Linked DNA regions of Homo sapiens: region 2 is linked to region 1. A link is a loop called in an ENCODE intact Hi-C map of the cell type or tissue named here. Cell type or tissue: chondrocyte. All regions are shown on one strand.

Region 1 (2,500 bases):
GAGAGCTTGAACAGGTTGAATTTTATTTTGAAAATGGAGACCCATCCAACCTTTTGGATCAGGGAAGTAATACAATTAGAAATTTGTTTTAGGAATACCATTCTGACAGCGGCATAAAGAGTAGATTACAATCAGGTACTGTATTAACAGGGAGCTAATTTAGGGGTTTTTGCAGTAGTATAAATGTGAAATGGCAAGGTCCTAAAGAAATGAAAAAGAATGATGGGTAAGATACCTTTTGAAATACACTTGATAGGACTTGATGACTGGTTGAGTGTGGAGCAATGAAGAGAGGAATTGGAAATACTGTTGGTGTTTGTGGCTTGGGTGATTAAAGAGAGGTGCTTTGAATAGGTTGGGGGAAAAATAAGATTGGGAACATGTTAGAAGGGGAAAGAGGTTTTAGAGGTAAGACAATAATTTTGTTTTGGATATGTTGATTTAGTGTCTTAGTGTCAGAACACTAAGACGTGAACTTCCAACAGTGAGTTGCAAACATGATTTGAAAGACGGTCAAGTCTAGAGATGTAAAATTTTTAATTTATTAATGATAATTATAGATTACTATGAAATTGCCTAAGGAGAATTTAGAATGAGAAAAAGGCCAGAGGCAGACAATTTTAGACACCAGGAAGAGAAATTAAGAGAGAAGATTTGAGAAGTAGCTGATAAGGAGGGGAATTCCAGGTTTGTAGGAGATTCTCAGGGAGACTGGATGGTGGGTAAAATGGTGAAGAGAAATCTGAAGGGTATGAGTGTTGACTATTAAAGGAGACAGTAGAGTTCTTTGGCACTGTTATCTTTTGTATTAACAGACTTTTGGCTTTGAATGTGGGTAACATTTGTTATTTGTTAGTAAAGTTTATCTTTAGTGTATTGTAATGGGGCTCTACCATTTTGATAGCAAATTCTCATAGGTTAAAATTACTTATTTTCAAAATCCTCCACAAGGGGTTCCTCTTGTCTAGAAAAGCAAAATCTGTTAGGTTGTCTACACAGTATGCATGTATCTTTGGGCTGTGCTTGCAGTGCTGTGTTTTCTCCAACATTTAGATAATACAGTTTCTTTATGGCTAGAGAGGAAAATAAATATACAGAAGGACTAGGTTTGAAAGCAAATGTTCCTTTGGTACTGGTGTGAAGTGGAGAGTCATGGCTGGCAGGGACTGCAGTTCTGTTATTCCTGACTTCATCATGGCATCTTTATTTTGAAATTCTTTTTTTTTTTGTAGAGATAGGGTCTACTTTGTTGCCCAGGCTGGTCTCAAACTTCTGGGCTCAAGTGATTTTCCCACCTCAGCCTCCCAAAGTGCCGGGATTACAGATGTAAGCCACTACGGCCAGCCCATCGTACCATTTTTAAAAAAACTTTTAACATTTTACCACATTTGCTCTATTATTCTCTCCCTTTTTATTTCTCCTCCTGAACCACATGAGAGTAAGTTGCAGGCATGAAGCCATATCATTCTTTAATTCTTCAGTATGTGTTTCCTAAGAACAAGGACATTCTCTGCAGTGTAGCCATCAAAATCAGGGTAACATTGATATCCATATAGTCAGCAGTCCTCAATTCAAATTTTGCCAGTTGTCCTAATGATGTCTTTTTTTTTTTTTTTTTTTTTTGAGAAAGCAACTGTTATTGTATTCAAACCTAACGATGTCTTTAATGGGTCTAGGAGCTAATCCAGGATTGTGCATTGCATTTAATTGCATGGTTCTTTAGTTTCCTTAATCTAGAACAGTTTCTCAGTCTTTCCTTGTCTTTCATGACCTTGACATTTGTGAAGAGTTCAGGAAAGTTATTTTTGCATTGTGTCTCAATTTAGGTTTGACTATTGTTTCCTCATGATGATATCCAGGTTATGAATATCAAGTTATTTTATTTTATTTTTTTGAGACGGATTCTCGCTCTGCCACCAGGCTGGAGTGCAGTGGCACGATCTTGGTTCGCTGCAACCTCTGCCTCCTGGGTTTAAGCGATTCTTCTGTCTCAGCCTCCTGAGTAGCTGGGACTGCAGGCGCGTGCCACCACGCCCAGCTAGTTTTTGTATTTTTATTAGAGGTGGGGTTTCACCATGTTGGCCAGGATGGTCTCAATCGCTTGACCTTGTGATCCACCTGCCTCGGCCTCCCAAAGTGCTGGGATTACAGGCGTGAGCCACCATGCCCGACCTAAATATCAAGTTATTTTATGGGCTCATCAAACAAAGTGTTTTGGCAGCAGCAACTAAGAATTTCATTGTGGTGGGAAAGATATGATATTTTCTTGGTGGCAGAAGGAGAGGGGAATGGGGTAGTATCAGTTTCAAACCTAAAAGCTGGGGCTTGAGTCTATTGCTTATTAATTTTGGGATCATGGGTAGATTATTAATTCACTCCTCTGATTCATGAGAATAATAATGCTTATCTTGTTTATGGCACAGAGTTGCTGTGAGGATCAGGAAACTTGGTTTGGGGAGGCACTTCCTAAGTAGGAGGTGACTCATGTGTAATCACTTAC
Region 2 (2,500 bases), 100 kb after region 1:
GGGCTTGCATGGCCTCAAAGGGTCAGAAGTAGACCCAACTGAAGGTCCTGTTATCCTGGTAGATCTTCAGTGAGAGGTTTAGGAGGGGCTATGTGGTGGCAATGATGCCTGTGTAGGAAAACCTCCTACCTCTTTAGCCATTGAAATGAAGAGATGGACATCCAGAAGTCTAGGAAAATTGGCTTAATGCAAGAAAGCAACACTTTCCAGCTTTATGTGCCTCTCAGAACTCATCTTGCTAAATCTTTTTGGGTCACTTGCAAACACAATTGGTAATTCTATACCAATTGTGTTTGCAAGAAGAGGATAATTCGTGACTGAATAAAAGCTATTCTCAGGCATAAGGCCGAGTGTGGTGGCTTACACCTGTAATCCCAGCACTTTGGGAGGCCAAGGCAGGTGGATCACCTGAGGTCAGGAGTTTGAGACCAGCTTTGCCAACATGGTGAAACCCTGTCTCTATTAAAATACAAAAATTAGCCGGGCTCGTTGGCACGCACCTGTAGTCCCAGCTACTTGAGAGGCTGAGGCAGGAGAATTGCTTGAACCCTGGAGGTGGAGGTTGCAGCGAGCAGAGAGCACACCACTGCACTCCAGCCTGGGTGACAGAGTGAGATTCTGTCTCAAAAAAATAAAAAAGTATTCCTAGGTGTGAATGCACCAAACCAATTAGAACATACATCATTCTTAATCTGGGCCTCTTGCAGCAGCTCTGGTCAATTGAGGGTTTATACTCAGATAAATATCATTGAGTTATCACGCCCTGTTTAATGAGAAGAATGCCAGACTTCTTATAATTCTTCATAAAGCCATTACCAACCTGCCCTCTGTGTGCCTCACTCGATCCCTGTCTTTGACCTCCTGATGTGCCAAGTTGAATGACTTTCGGTCTCCCAGAATAGCCGTCCTCTTTAGATGTCTCACATGTGATTTCTTCTTTCTGGAATTCCCTGGGAAGACAGCTTTTACCTCATCCCAAGCCTCTGTTTTCTTTAGGAATACAGCCTTGCCTCCTCTGCCCACTTCCCTTCTGGGAGTTGTCTTGCTATTGAGTTCCAGCCAAGTCTAGAATCCTGTCTGACGCCACTCCTCTCTGTGTAGACGTCTGCCCAGTGTCTGCCCCGGAAGTGCAGCTCCCTCTCTCTGAGCCGCTCTGAGTTTGGTTGCTGTCTTGGACTGCTTTCACTTGTCCCTGTTGTATTCTCCACAAACATGTCCACATGCCAGGCTGAGCTCTTTCTTCCACTGCTGTAGCGGGCTCGTCCCACAGAGCTTTATTCCTCCCAGTGAGCCCCTCACATCCTAGCTTCAGGCCTTTCCCAGCCCATCTGGCCACCCACTGCCTTTGCTAAGCCCTTTCTCTTTCCCTGAGGGCTTTTAGGGTAGGAAGAAAAATAAACTCTATGACTGGATTCATTTGGAATTTGGCTGTCAGAGTCATGTTCTCTTCTTTTGGGTCTATTTAAAAAGCATCCAGCGCCCATGGGAAGCAATAACCCTTCCCAAAGGGCTAAGGCAATCTGCTCCGACCCCCGGAGCATCCTTCCTCATCCTTCACATCTCAGAGCAGACATCGGTCTCTGCTGGAAGAGTCTTTCTAACCTTCAGGTCTCACAGAGGTCTCCCATGCCCCTCACTCAGTGCATTCTCCATTTTAGCTTTACTGCACTGTATATAACCACCAGATCTCAAGGACAATGATAGCTTTAAAAACTGATTTGCCATTGCCGTATCTCCAGCACTCAGCTCAATAGGTGCATGAGTGAATGAATGAATGAATGATTTCTCTGCACATCTTCCACTGATTAGCTCTCTGTTGCCTAAGACATCTCAGTTACCATTCATTCTTCAGACTTTGTTTTTTATTCCTTTCTTCTCTTATTCCAGTTTCTAGCACTTGTTAGCTATATGACCTTGGGTAAGTGACTAAACCTCTTTGTGCCTCAGTTTTATCTGTAACATGGAGTAATAGTATTACCCATCTCATGAGGTTGTGGGGAGATTGAATGGAGCAGTGCTTGGCACATAATAAACCCTCAATAAATATGATGATTGAATTATTTCCTGTGCTTTCCTTGATGTTTTCACAGGATTATTAACCATGATTTTGTTAAAATTGACTAATAGAATAGAATAATTACTTGTTGCAACTTCTCTTGCTCTCTTGCTAAATTGAGGAGAATTATATAGTTTTATTTTCCTTTTCCTTTGCTCCTCCACTTGATCCCTCCCATATTTTTGGAGGGACTCAGGCTTTTGGGTGGGGAGGTGGTGAGTAGTTCCTCCTAGGGCTGAATTACTTTGCAGGTAACACTTGGAATATTAGAGATACCTAATGTTGGACTTAAGTTTGAAAGTCTTTCAATAGTTTTATAAGGTCAAAACAAACTTTTTTAAAGCAACCCTACGTGAACACTGATAAAGTTAAAATGATGACTGAGAAAAAGTGGTGTCAACTTAAATAACAGAGAGATGCCGTCTAAAAGAAATAATATTTACT

Evidence for each region. Hi-C counts contacts between places; a loop is a spot of excess contacts. Peaks named below come from ENCODE experiments on the same cell type or tissue, not always from the same donor. Only the 100,000 strongest peaks of a DNase experiment are listed, where the experiment ranks them.
Region 2: it touches region 1 in a loop (2.2-fold over the local background); 19 of 110 quality-filtered maps call a loop at or near these places.

Annotation. Positions count from the first base shown.
Region 1 is chr4:57,018,159-57,020,658 of GRCh38, forward strand. The region is part of intron 16 of POLR2B (RNA polymerase II subunit B); the gene reads left to right. Among named protein-coding and RNA genes, the nearest start is that of POLR2B, 41 kb to the left of the region's middle. In chondrocyte, a CTCF peak has its summit at 951; no DNase peak of the experiment used is centred here.
Region 2 is chr4:57,118,191-57,120,690 of GRCh38, forward strand. All of the region lies in intron 1 of IGFBP7-AS1 (IGFBP7 antisense RNA 1), which reads left to right. Among named protein-coding and RNA genes, the nearest start is that of IGFBP7, 9.1 kb to the left of the region's middle. In chondrocyte, no CTCF peak of the experiment used is centred here; a DNase peak (open chromatin) is centred at 1,153.